Linked DNA regions of Homo sapiens: regions 2 and 3 are each linked to region 1. Evidence: chromatin contacts called from ENCODE Hi-C or POLR2A ChIA-PET data. All regions are on one chromosome and are shown on one strand. Each heading gives the region's core, a stretch centred on a gene start or an enhancer-like site at or near the end of the contact. The rest is flanking DNA. Distances are from core to core; before and after follow the strand shown.

Evidence for each region. A loop is a pair of places that touch in the nucleus more often than their neighbours do. ChIA-PET counts read pairs that join two places held with the same protein, here RNA polymerase II (POLR2A). Pooled maps may share reads with other maps.
Region 2: a pooled map shows a loop between it and region 1 (7-fold over the local background). The contact joins the promoter of IMPDH2 here to the promoter of TMA7 in region 1. A Hi-C loop is called at or near these places in 5 of 37 single-sample maps with no recorded cell type and 15 of 50 pooled maps. POLR2A ChIA-PET finds 5 or more read pairs at or near these places in 5 of 52 experiments (H1, MCF 10A, PC-9 and 2 more).
Region 3: a loop to region 1 is called in a pooled map, with 10 times the contacts of the local background. The contact joins the promoter of USP19 here to the promoter of TMA7 in region 1. A Hi-C loop is called at or near these places in 4 of 50 pooled maps. POLR2A ChIA-PET finds 5 or more read pairs at or near these places in 2 of 52 experiments (PC-9 and activated CD4-positive, alpha-beta T cell).

What each region holds. Positions count from the first base shown.
Region 1 is chr3:48,438,684-48,442,979 of GRCh38, reverse strand. TMA7 (translation machinery associated 7 homolog) reads right to left here and starts at 2,723. Exons shown (of 4, transcript NM_015933.6): 1 at 2,668-2,723; 2 at 2,522-2,577; 3 at 2,352-2,439. The coding sequence starts at 2,683. CCDC51 (coiled-coil domain containing 51) reads left to right here and starts at 2,861. Exons shown (of 4, transcript NM_001256964.2): 1 at 2,861-2,992. RefSeq lists a silencer at 2,426-2,485 and an enhancer at 2,916-3,055.
Region 2 is chr3:49,027,207-49,031,798 of GRCh38, reverse strand. IMPDH2 (inosine monophosphate dehydrogenase 2) reads left to right here and starts at 2,401. Exons shown (of 14, transcript NM_000884.3): 1 at 2,401-2,546; 2 at 2,993-3,041; 3 at 3,267-3,368; 4 at 3,477-3,551; 5 at 3,883-4,089. The coding sequence starts at 2,449. QRICH1 (glutamine rich 1) reads left to right here. Exons shown (of 10, transcript NM_198880.3): 10 at 1,155-2,092. The coding sequence ends at 1,347. RefSeq lists enhancers at 2,401-2,610, 2,064-2,665, 2,666-3,268.
Region 3 is chr3:49,118,090-49,122,510 of GRCh38, reverse strand. It overlaps USP19 (ubiquitin specific peptidase 19), which reads left to right and starts at 1,688. Exons shown (of 27, transcript NM_001199161.2): 1 at 1,688-1,755; 2 at 3,230-3,489; 3 at 4,391-4,421. The coding sequence starts at 3,366. It overlaps LAMB2 (laminin subunit beta 2), which reads left to right. Exons shown (of 32, transcript NM_002292.4): 28 at 141-348; 29 at 426-567; 30 at 651-827; 31 at 919-1,078; 32 at 1,149-1,397. The coding sequence ends at 1,285. RefSeq lists enhancers at 411-1,399, 1,400-2,389 and a silencer at 1,508-1,827.

The sequences.
Region 1 (4,296 bases), core at 1,474-3,973:
TCTTGAGCCACCATGCCCAGCCAAAAAAGAAGTCTTATTGTTAGGTGTTGTTCAAGTATGTGACAAGCCAGGATCCCAACCTGAGTCATCTGACTTCAAAGTCCACATTCTTAACTGCCATGTTACACTACCTTCCATATTATGATCCTGGCACCTGGTATACTCTGTCAATTTACAAATGACCATATATGTGGAACGCAGTAGGCGATTTAAGAAACAGCATAGGATTGGGCCAGGCGCGGTGGCTCACGCCTGTAATCCCAGCACTTTGGGAGGTGGAGGCGGGTGGATCACGAGGTCAGGAGATCGAGACCATCCTGGCCAACATGGTGAAACCCCGTCTCTACTAAAAATACAAAAATTAGCCGGGCATGGTGGTGTGCGCCTGTAATCCCAGCTACTCAGGAGGCTGAGGCAGGAGAATCACTTGAACCTGGGAGGCGGAGGCTGCAGTGAGCTGAGATCATGCCACTGCACTCCAGCCTGGGCGACAGAGTGAGACTATTTAAAAAAAAAAAAAAAAAAAAGTGTAGGGTTACATATGCCTAATACAGGAAAGAAGATCCAAAGGGGCCTGACAAAATAAACCTTAAAATAAAAATCAGATGATGCTCAATGAGAAACAACTAGCATAGAGTTACACTAAAGACTGTTCTTTCCCCTATACACAATCACAGATTAAAAGAGGGTGCAAGATACCTTTTTTTTTTTTTTTTTTTGAGATAGGGTCTCATTCTATCTCCCAGGCTGGAATACAGTGGCGCAATCCCAGCTCACTACAGCCTGAACTCCCGTGCTCAAATAATCCTCTTACCTTGAACTCCTGGGCTTAAGCGAGGCTGCCTCAGCCTTTTAAATAGCTGGGATTACAGGAAACGGGCCGCCACCACCACCACGCCCAGCTAATTTTAAATTTTTTCTGTAGACAGGGTCTCCCTTTGATGCTGTGAACTCCTAGCCTTAAATAATCCTCCTGCTTAGGCCTCCCAAAGCACTTGGATTATGGTCAGCCCATTCTGTGCCTGGCCCCTTACACCATTCTGAAAAGGAATCTCAAGAGCTAGAAATCTCAGTGCTGGGTAGGTAAACAATAATGGATCAAACCCACTGGGAGAGAGGTCTTGGGAAGCCCTAGATGACACTCCCACCATCCTTGTCTCCATCATGCCTAGCATGGCTCACAGTGCTCAAATGGGGGCATAAACAACTGTGGAGGAAATAATCACTAGTTGGATCAATGTAAAATAATGCTTATGATGCACATAAAGTACTAGAACTGCTGGGCCTGAAAAATATTTTGAAATGTAATGAATTTCTCCTACATAAAAGATGTAAAAAAGGTGGAGGATTCAGTTAGAAAAGCATATGGAGCAACAGCACACTGAAGAGCCTGGACTTTATCTTTTAGTCTAGGCATACCCAGAAGTAAAAAGACTCAGAAAGCAAAAAAGCATATATTAGAGATAATATAAGCAGTACGAAAAAAAAAAAAAAGTTGGCCAGGTGCTGTGGCTCACGCTTGTAATCCGAGCACTCTGGGAGGCAGAGGCGGGTGAATCACTTGAAGTCAGGAGTTCGAGACCAGCTTGGCCAACATGGTGAAACTCCGTCTCTACTATAAATACAAAAAAAAACTGGCCAGGTGCGGTGGCTCACGCCTGCAATCCCAGCACTTTGGGAGGCTGAGGCGGGTGGATCACGAGGTCAGGAGTTCAAGACCAGCCTGGCTAAGATGGTGAAACCCCATCTCTACTAAAAATACAAAAATTAGCCGCACTCCGTCTCAAAAAAAAAAAATTAGCCAGGCGTGGTGCCAGGCGCCTGTAATCCCAGCTACTTGGGAGGCTGAGGCAGGAGAATTGCTTGAACCCGGAAGGTGGAGGTTGCAGTGAGCCGGGATCACGCCACTGCACTCCAGCCTGGGAGACAGAGTGAGACTCTGTCTCAAACAAAACAAAACAAAACAAAAAAACTTCTAAGTCAAGTAAGGTTCAAACACTAGAAGGCAGTGAAATACGAATTTGGGGCAAAAGATTGCGGACGACGTCAGACTTTGAGAAACTTAACTGTGAATCTGCGTCTGAGGTAAATACATTTCACTGTTTCCGTTTCTGCAGCTCTTCCTAAGGAATGGAAGCCCAGACTGCCTGGGAGGCAGGAGACCTCGTTTCCAGCTCCCGGCCCTTACTGCCGCTGCAAATCCTAGACTGGCTAGAGACCATTCGCTGCAGCGGACGTCGGAAAACGAGACCTCGCAGTTCAGGAGGCAGGAAAAAGACATGCCCGCGCCCTCATCCCAATAGGTGCTCATAGCGTTTGGCCAGCTTGAGCTCCATTCGGCCCCCACTTACCCAAGGGCCCCTTCCCCGCGGCCTTCGCTTTTAGCTCCTCGAGTTTCTTCTGCTCCTCTTTTTGTTTCTGCTTGAAAGCCTTATCTTCCTGGGGAGAGGCAGAGCGTGTTCAACTCAGGCCTGTCTCCCAGCGCCCCCGCACCCGCCAGTGCCTCCGCGCCCGCCCTCACCTCGTCCATCTCCTTGGCCTGCTTCTTGGGCTGTTTCAGTGGCTTCTTCTTGCCACCTGTGGGCGACACGAGCACGTTCGGCCTGCCCCTGCCGCCCGGTCCCCACCCCGCCGTCCCCGCAGTCCTCACGGTTCCGGAACACTTACCTTCGCGGCCGGACATGGCGCCTGCCGCCGCTTCCCCAGACCCTGCCACCGGAAACGGAGCGTCTGCCCCACCCTTTGTCGTAGACAGCGAGGCGGCCCCGCTGATTGGCTCCTAGTCAGGAAGTTGAACTCTCGCTACCGGATGCGGCGCTCCAGGGGCGGGTACTAACAGGTCAGAGGTCAACTGAGTGGCAGACGATTGGTCGGGCCACGCCAGGTACGAGGAGCTAGGGTTGTCCTGCCAGGGTAGAATCGGAACCGTAGGAGGGGTACTTAACCGGACGGCCTACCAGGCCTGTGGCCGTGCGCGGGAAGAGCACTGCAGGTAGACAGCAGGGCATGTGCATGTGCAAAGAGCTTCAAGCTCGTCGCTTTCCTGGAACCAAGGAAAGCACAGCTTGGGTGGAGGGAGATTAGGCGGGGAGATGGCAGAAGTGGACGGGAGTTATATCACGTGGTCCTATAGCTTTGGAAAACCCTGTAAGGAGTTTTATAATATAGTCAGGGGTGCAGCAGTTTGCGAATTCTGTTTGTTCATCTATGAAAATGGTCAAAAAAATTTATTTTGGTGATGGCCATACAACTCTGTTAATATAGTAAAACTACTGAATTGTACACATTGGGTGAATTATATGGTATGCAAGTTATATATCAATAAAGCTTTTTTTTCTTTTCCCCCCGAGATGGAGTCTTGCTCTTGTCTCTCAGGCTGGAGTGCAATGGCACGATCTTGGCTCACTGCAACCTCTGCTTCCTGGGTTCAAGCGATTCTCATGCCTCAGCCTCCCCAGTAGCTGGGATTACAAGTGCCCGCCACCATGTCCGGAAAATTTTTGTATTTTTAGTAGAGACGGGGTTTCGCCATGTTGGCCAGGCTGGTCTCGAACTCCTGACCTCGTGATCCCCCCGCCTCAGCCTCCCAAAGTGTTGGGATTACAGGCGTGAGCCACCGCACCCAGCCAAAGTTGTTATTTTTTTAAATAACAGTGCTGAGCGCTGGGATGCTACAGTGTCCAGAGATTAGGCAGATGAGTACATTTTTTGCTGGGTACGTACTATATGTAGGTACCAAGCTGAAATTCTAGTGAGTGAGACAGACTATAACCAAAGCAAATAAATGGGATACATGTTGCAGGTCATGTGATATATGCATGGAAAAAATAAAGCAGAGAAAGTGGGTCAGGAGTGCTAGGGTGGGAGTGGGATGGCCATATCTGATAGGGTGCATGGGGAAGACCTCCCAAGGGGCTACTATTTGAGCAGGACTTGAAGAAGGTGAGGGAGCGAGCAGCACAGATAGCAGCTGTCGTGAAGGCCCTGAGCTGGGGACAACTTGGTGCGTTCCAGCAACTTCAAGAAGGTCCATGTGCTTGGAGTGGAGTGAGGAAAGGGAGACTAGTGGGAGATGAGGTCAGAGAGGAATGAGAGCCAGTGGGTAGGTTCCCTGTAGGCCATGGAAAAGACAGGCTTTTACCTTGAGAGAAGTGGGGAACCATTGTAGAGGTTGAGCAGAGAGACAATGGTTCCACCTGTGTTTGGAAAGGAACACTGACTGCTCGACTGACAATAAATTGTAGGGGCTGGAATAGAAGCAGGGTGACATCTGTCAGGAGGCTCTTGGGATAATCC
Region 2 (4,592 bases), core at 1,152-3,651, 590 kb before region 1:
TTACATAGTAATTCTTTTATGGCAGACAACTCCTTTGATGCACTCCCCCTTGCTAACCTCATGTCTGTGGAGCTCTTAGTTCCCTAGCCACACTAGCTCCTCTCCACTCAAGGACATCATATTATGCCTCTTCTCAACTTAAACACAGCTTATCAGGGAAGCATTTCCAGATTCCCCACCTCTTCCCTGTGACTGTTTCCTCGGTAGCACTTATCACTGTTTTTTATTTTGTATTTGTTTAACTTTAATTGCTACCTGTGTCCCCTCCTATCTGTAAGCTCCATGGGTAGGAAATACTTTTCCTGCCCATTTTTTTAAATATCAGCACCTAGTGCTGACCTGGCACTAGTAACCCTTGAATAAATCTTGAATGGATGGATGAATAACTGTTAGAGGATACAGCATGCCAAGTACTTAATAGAGGTACAGCACAGTTCGGGGGAGGGGGGTGAACCCAAGTTTAGGGCCCCACTGTAATGGCCATCATTATTGGGTAGAAAACACAACATGAGGCTGGGCACCGTGGCTCACGCCTGTAATCCAAGCACTTTGGGAGGCCAAGGTGGGTGGATCACCTGAGGTCAGGAGTTCGAGACCAGCCTGGCCAACATGGAAAAACCCCATCTCTACTAAAAAATACAAAAATTAGCTGGGCTTGGTGGCTCGTGCCTATGGTTCCAGCTACTCCAGAGGCTGAGGCAGGAGAATCGCTTCAACCAAGGGGGCGGAGGTTGCAGTGAGCTGAGATCACCTCACTGCACTCCAGCCTGGAGACAAGACGCCATCTCAAAAAAAAAAAAAAAAAAAGCGCAAAGACTTGGAGATAGACGCTTTGAGCAGTGAAGCTGGCTTCAAGTAGGATAAGGATAGACTCACATGAGTCCATGAGAGCCCTAGGCTGGTGCAGTCAGTGATGGATCACAGCTGGTTTGTGGGAAGGAGGGGCAGAGGGGAAGTAACCCAACATTTGGGGGATTTGCAGTAGTCCCAAAGGAGGACCAGGATGTAGTGTGTGGTGGCTGCATGGAATTCAGTAGCTGTGCCACAATAACTTGGGGCCTTACTGTTTGCAGACAGCATCTGTCTGGGAAGTTCAGGGTGGGAGGGTTGAAGTTATATTGGTGGTACCCAACTTTTATCCGCATATTCTTCAGCCCCCAGAGTGTGAAAGGCCGGAATGACACCTTTTACCTGACACCTGAGCCAGTGGTGGCCCCCAACAGCCCAATCTGGTACTCAGTCCAGCCTATCAGCAGAGAGCAGATGGGACAAATGCTGACGCGGATCCTGGTGATAAGAGAAATTCAGGAGGCCATCGCAGTGGCCAATGCAAGCACTATGCACTGAGATGCCTTGGCCATGGCACAAGAGAAACCAGCCAGGAAAAACCAGACAGACTTTCACACTAAAGAAGAGGCCTCCATTTTTTTTTTTCTTTTTTTTATTGGTGTAGTTACGAAGCCTTTCAGGCTGCTTCTGTTTAAAATATAAAAGAAAACTTTGCCCCCTTTGCATCTTCATAAACCTGCTGCGGCAGACTCCTCAGCCGATGGTGGCTCTGGGTTTCCTTGAGTGTCATATGTCCTAGAAAGTTGCTGGCTGACTCTTTTTTGTCTGGGGCCTGGGGAAAGGGCTTGGACTGTGAAAAGAAATGTGGCCCCTTTCCATCTTCAAGAGAGATGGAATTAATGATGGATGGACCCTGGAGGGAATCTCCCCAGCCGACTTCCACTGGGCTGACAGACTTTGCTGACCACAGGGGAACGATGTTCTTTTCTTTCTTCATGATCAGACATAAACTTAGCATCTTAATGGAAGAAAAATGAGGGGAACTTCAATTATGATTTATTAAAGACAATTTCTATTACACCCTCCTTTATGACAAGTGACATTTTAGATGTAAAAGTAAAAACTTTACCATGCCTTTTTTTTTTTTGTTGGCCTAACATTGAGGCCTTAAAACCTGAGGCTCCTGTGCCTGATGGAATTCTTGTAACATACACTTGTGTATCATATAAAGATACCACTCTGTTTCTCTTATGTATTCTTACTCTAGTTGTTTATTAAGAATGACAAGCACGTCTTTTCAACATGTTAGTGAACAACGTCTCTTTATTTTGGGGAGGAGCCCGGCGGGACAGTAGAAGTAAACCCTTGCCTGTTAATTGAACTGGCCGAGGTCCTGCGGGGAGTGTGGGGTGGGACGTGAAGTGGCAGCTCCTCAGTGACAAGGCCACTATGTGCTATACGCATGCGCTGTTTCTTCAGCGCCAGCTCCGCCCCCGCCGCAGCGAGGCGGGTAGGTTCCGCCCGCGCGCACTACGCCCTGACGTCAGCGTCGCGCGCAGCGCAGTGACGAAATCGGCTGGTTTATATTGGCGCGGCCCAGACGGCAGAGGTCTCTGCGGCGCGGTCCTCGGAGACACGCGGCGGTGTCCTGTGTTGGCCATGGCCGACTACCTGATTAGTGGGGGCACGTCCTACGTGCCAGACGACGGACTCACAGCACAGCAGCTCTTCAACTGCGGAGACGGCCTCACCTACAAGTGCGGGCCTATGGGGCTCACCTGGGCGAAGAGAGGGGCGGCACCCTGGGGAAAAGGCCAGATGGGGGCTTCCGAGAGCCGCCTTGGGCGTGGGCGTGGGGGACAGGTTTCGGGAATTGGCCACCCACCTCCGGGGCTCACTTTGAGACATCTGGAGCGGTGCTTGGGGTACGGAGAAGCATCTCAGTAGTGCTTGGAATCTCAGGCCGGAGATTCCATGCTCCAGACACATGGAATTGTCAGGGTGCCAGGAGCACTGATGACAGCTCGGTGGCAGAAAAGGTCCCCTGTACCCATTTCCACCTTGTGCTGTGCCTGTGACACACAGACTCTGTCAGTGCCACTCTCTGCTCACATGCGTTACGGGTTGATTGGTACATGGGGATGGAGTCTCATGCTGCCCTAAGCTGAGAGCTTTACTCCCAATTCACTCCCTTCCCTCGCAGTGACTTTCTCATTCTCCCTGGGTACATCGACTTCACTGCAGACCAGGTGGTGAGTATGATCAGGAATTGGGTCCTGAACATCAAGGTGAGCTAAGGTGCTACTATCACCTGGTCTCTGGGCTAACTCACCAGATTGGGCTTGGGGGTGGATTTTATAGGATCATGTTGCTTGTTAGCATGCAGGTCATACAAAAGTGCCTTTTTGTGGGGGACTCAGTAACACCTTGAGGTGTAAGGGATGCTTTCCCACACTGGTTGACGTTTGTCTCCTCAGGACCTGACTTCTGCTCTGACCAAGAAAATCACTCTTAAGACCCCACTGGTTTCCTCTCCCATGGACACAGTCACAGAGGCTGGGATGGCCATAGCAATGGCGGTGAGCCCCATGGGGTGTGGGGGAAGGAGCAAGGACTCCATCGCCTTTCCCCAAAGGCATTCAGTCCTGCTTCTTGTCACTTAGTAGTAGTCTCTTTTTATCCTGTAGCTTACAGGCGGTATTGGCTTCATCCACCACAACTGTACACCTGAATTCCAGGCCAATGAAGTTCGGAAAGTGAAGGTCAGAAGGGCAACGATCATTAGCAAGCGCTCCTGGGAATTGCACTGAGGTGGGGTGGGGTGGGAGTAGGGGTTTATTCTAATTTAGTATTCTTTCTTCCCACCATGGGGTTCAGTTACTGAGAAGACCCTGAGATTCTGTTTCTTAAAGCAGCAGCAATAGACCAGGTGTACAGTGCCTCCAGCCTACCCATGTCTCTAAGATGTGTTGGTGTGATTTGGTCTTGTGGCACTGCCAAAGGGATCGATAAGCAGAGACCCCATGCTTCAGATCAAGAGCCTGATGAAAGTAGTTCAAAGATGCGATGCCCTTTCTCACCATCCCTTTCCAGAAATATGAACAGGGATTCATCACAGACCCTGTGGTCCTCAGCCCCAAGGATCGCGTGCGGGATGTTTTTGAGGCCAAGGCCCGGCATGGTTTCTGCGGTATCCCAATCACAGACACAGGCCGGATGGGGAGCCGCTTGGTGGGCATCATCTCCTCCAGGGACATTGATTTTCTCAAAGAGGAGGAACATGACTGTTTCTTGGAAGAGGTGGGTGCCACTGGCAGAGTAGATCCAAGCTCTAGCAGCCCAGGTTGAAGACAAGGGGCTTCTGTTGTCTAAGACATCTCTGATAGCCTCTTCTCTCTGGGAAAGGAGTGTCAAACCAAGTTTCTGACTCCTTTATTGGGTTCCTGCATCCTTTCCCCACCAGAGGCTTTCAAACTGCCCAAATGCTTGCTAGTATTCATGCTTTGTTCTTTTAAACCCCTAAGGTAGGGGCAGTGCTTGAGGTCTGCCCTGATTTTCTTGCCATTGTTCCTGTGTTGTCCTCCTTATTCCATAGTGTAAGAGGGTGCTCCCTGTGCCATGTTGTCCTTTCTACTCATCCCTCACTCAATACCATACTGCTAAGAATTATTGGGATCCCTTGAGGAAGGGTGTTTTGGGTGTGAATGTATGAACGTGGTGGTCCATAGAACTTCACCCCTGTAATCTCAGTACTTTGGGAGACTGAGGCAGGCAAATCATGAGGTTAGGAGTTTGAGACCAGC
Region 3 (4,421 bases), core at 439-2,938, 680 kb before region 1:
CCCTGTCCTTGTGATTATATCCTTATGCCTGGTAACAAACCCCTATCCCATGTACATGTCCTGAGTCCATACCCCAAAACTGTATCCTCATGCCCATGCTGGAGAATCTATGTTCTTAAGTTCTTGCTGTGTCCCTATAGAGGAGGGGGCTGATCCTGATAGCATTGAAATGGTGGCCACACGGGTGCTAGAGCTCTCCATCCCAGCTTCAGCTGAGCAGATCCAGCACCTGGCGGGTGCGATTGCAGAGCGAGTCCGGAGCCTGGCAGATGTGGATGCGATCCTGGCACGTACTGTAGGAGATGTGCGTCGTGCCGAGCAGCTACTGCAGGATGCACGGCGGGCAAGGTCTGACCCCATCCCTGGCCCCTATCCCTGACACCTGGTTTTGATACCTCCAGGTTCTGATTCCCCCTTCTCCCCAGGAGCTGGGCTGAGGATGAGAAACAGAAGGCAGAGACAGTACAGGCAGCACTGGAGGAGGCCCAGCGGGCACAGGGTATTGCCCAGGGTGCCATCCGGGGGGCAGTGGCTGACACACGGGACACAGAGCAGACCCTGTACCAGGTGAGGTCTTCCTAGGACATCAGTGGGACAAGGTTATGGGCATGAACCGTAGATCTGTGTAACCTTTGGCTCACCCATGGCAGGTACAGGAGAGGATGGCAGGTGCAGAGCGGGCACTGAGCTCTGCAGGTGAAAGGGCTCGGCAGTTGGATGCTCTCCTGGAGGCTCTGAAATTGAAACGGGCAGGAAATAGTCTGGCAGCCTCTACAGCAGAAGAAACGGCAGGCAGTGCCCAGGGTCGTGCCCAGGAGGCTGAGCAGGTGGGTTGAGGCAGAGCCAGCTGGAGAAGGTAGGGGTGGAAGATGGGCCTCCACTGAGCTACCACGCTAACCTAACCCTCTACATCTGCAGCTGCTACGCGGTCCTCTGGGTGATCAGTACCAGACGGTGAAGGCCCTAGCTGAGCGCAAGGCCCAAGGTGTGCTGGCTGCACAGGCAAGGGCAGAACAACTGCGGGATGAGGCTCGGGACCTGTTGCAAGCCGCTCAGGACAAGCTGCAGCGGCTACAGGGTAAGAAATGGGGCACCAGAGACACAAGACTGCGGGAAACCCCCCCTAAACTGACACCTGCCCTTCCTAGAATTGGAAGGCACCTATGAGGAAAATGAGCGGGCACTGGAGAGTAAGGCAGCCCAGTTGGACGGGTTGGAGGCCAGGATGCGCAGCGTGCTTCAAGCCATCAACTTGCAGGTGCAGATCTACAACACCTGCCAGTGACCCCTGCCCAAGGCCTACCCCAGTTCCTAGCACTGCCCCACATGCATGTCTGCCTATGCACTGAAGAGCTCTTGGCCCGGCAGGGCCCCCAATAAACCAGTGTGAACCCCCACTGTGTTGTCTGGACTCTGATTTGGGGCGGGCGGGGGAGTCTCCAGGGGAACCTCGAGGTTGCCCCCAGCAGAACCCATGCACCGCTAAGCCACCCGAGCACCGCCTCCTTCCGCTCGGGCCCGCCCCGGAGCTGCGGGTCGCTCCGAGCCCATTCCCGCCGGAAGTGCGTCACCAGCTTGGCGCTCCGCCTCCCTCGGCCTTAGCTAGAAGTCGAAACAAAACAAGCCGCTAAGGCGGTGGCGGCGGCGCCGGGACGGGGGAGGGGCGCGCCGGAACCGGAACCGACCTGCGCCGGAACCGGAACGGAGAGCGGGTTGCCAGGGCCCGAAGAGGGCTGGCTGCGGCGGTCTCGCTCGGTGAGTGGAGCAGGCTGCAACTCGCTGGCTTGGCCGCAGCGGGGAGGCCGCAACGCGCGGCCGCGGCGGCCTGTTCAAGGTCACGGGCCGTGCCAGTCCCTACCCCTAGTGCCCCGCAGCGTGCCAGCCCACTGATGCCGGCAGGGCCGTTACGCTATGCCTGTGGCCAGCCTCCCACCTGGGAGAGGACTGGCGGCCAGCGAGGGCAACTTCGTGGGAGAGGTGGTGGCGGGCTCGGGGTTCAGAGGCTGAAGCTGGGTCGCAGCTCGACCGGGGCGCTGATCTGTGGTCAGTAACCCCGCGCTGCCATTTCAGGCCGGCTCGGGTCTCTAAACAGCCCCTTACCCGCCTCGACGTCCCTGGGGCATGGGGGAGGGACGCGACCTTCGGCTGGGGCCTGGGTGCAAGAAGGAGGCGCCGGTGGCAGGTGTCATTAAAGATCCAGCCCACCAGTACCACATCTGACCTGTAGAAGGGTATCCTGCCATCCCTCCTTCCTCCTTTACACACTTAGGGGAACACAGACTAGTCATTATCTGTCCTGCTACTGGTTCAGGCCAGGCTTGAGGCTGCCAGGAGTCCTGGATCTGTGGTCCTCCCCAGCCTCATCTCAGTATCTAGTTTCAAGACCTTCATTTTGGAGGAGGAAACAGTCCAGAATCCACTGGTGGGTCTGTGGGAAACTGTAGTGGTCCTTGTGGCTCAGAGCTCATGAGTGAAGGCATCTGGGAAGGAAGGTGATAATTTCTGTTCCAGTCTCAAACTGGATGCCCATCCTGCCTTAGTACTGGAGCAGGGTTGCTGCTGAAGAGGTAGCGTGACATCTAGATACACTTTTCAGTCCCTTTCTGCTTGGGACAGCAGCTGGGGAGAGGACTTTCTCTTGAAATGAAGAAGGACCAAGCAGTACATAGGAGCAGGTTCTTGCCAAGGGTGGGAGCTGGCAGGAGGCAGGTGGAGTGCCTTAGCCCCAGGACTTTTTCTGGGCAATGGTAGAACCTGGGTTGAGCCTGTTTACAGCCACAGAGCCTGGTTCTCCTGCGGCTTGTCTCCTGTCCTGCCTTCCTCCTCCACCTTCTATTTCTCCAGTGGTGACTAAGCAGCCAGTGAGAGTGAAGGAAAAGTGAGCACCCTGCTCGGAGTGCCAGCCCTGTGGGCTGGAGCCGTGGCTCCTCTCCAGATTGGTGGAGTAGCCTGGTCCCAGGCCATGACTTCCTTGACCTGGTGCCCCCTCAGTGAGGCTTTCACCTGTGTGGGACTGTTATGGTGGGTATCTATGAGGCTTGGCCAGAAGTGGTTGCTGCTACTTGCATTATTTATTACCTCTTCAGAATATCCTGAGAGTGTCCAGGGGTACTTAAGAGATGAGAAGATACAGCTCTGTAGCATTAGTGTCCTGTGTTGCTGAGCCCTGGGTGTAGCTAAAGAGCAAGTTGTTGGGTCTTGGCAGTGATCACTGGCTTCTTTCCATTAGGCTGTCCGTTCCTTGCTGGAGAATTTGGCCACAAAGAGTTGCCAAGATAGCTGGGCCAGGAAGAAAGCGCCGCAGCCCTGACCCAGACGCTGTTGCCGACCCCGGGGCACTCTGGCTGTCGACCAAGCGGCTCAAGATGTCTGGCGGGGCCAGTGCCACAGGCCCAAGGAGAGGGCCCCCAGGACTGGAGGACACCACTAGTAAGAAGAAGCAGAAGGATCGAGCAAACCAGGAGAGCAAGGATGGAGATCCTAGGAAAGGTGGGAGTGGCATTCCCAGAGTAATTGTGGCCTTCTCTGCCTCCCATCTTATTGGTATACAGATTGGGGTTTGGGAGATGACTTTCTTGTTCTTCTCTCTGTCCTGGTTTGATGATGAGAGAAGAAGGACCCATGATAACCTCAGTAGAGCCTCAGCTTTGAAGCCTGAGTACTTGGCTAAGATCCAGAAGATGGTGCTGTTGGGGGGCTTGCCTTCTTTCCTTTTTAAACTTTTTTCTTTTTTTTGAACCTGTTCTTTTTTTCCTTTTTTTTTTGAGATGGAGTCTCATTCTGTAGCCCAGGCTGGAGTGCAGTGGTGCAATATTGGCTCACTGCAACGTCCACCTCCTGGTTCAGGTGATTGTCCTGCCTCAGCCTCCCAAGTAGCTGGGATTACAGGTGCATGCCACCACGCAAGGCTAATTTTTTTTTTTTTTTTGAGACAATGTCTCACTCTGTCATCCAGGCTAGAGTGTAGTGGCGTCTTGGCTCACTGCGGGCTCTGCCTCCCGGGTTCAAGTGATTCTGCTGCCTCAGCCTCCCAAGTAGCCTCAGCCTCCCAAGTAGCTGGGATTACAGGTATGCACCACCACACTCAGCTAATTTTTGTATTTTTAGTAGAGACGGGGTTTCACCATGTTGGCCAGACTGGTCACAAACTCCTGACCTCAGGTGATCCACCCACCTCGGCCTCTCAAAGTGCTGGGATTGCAGGCGTGAACCACCGTGCCTGTCCCTTTTTTTTTTTTTTTTTTAAAGGCAGGGTCTCACTCTTGCACAGATTGGAGTGCAGTGCAGGTGTGATCGTAGCTTACTGCATCCTCAAAGTCCTGGGCTCAAGCAGTCCTCCTACCTCAGCCTCCTCACCATGCTTGACTAATTTTTCTTATTTTTTTTTTAGAGACAGGGTCTCGATATGTTGCCCAGGCTGG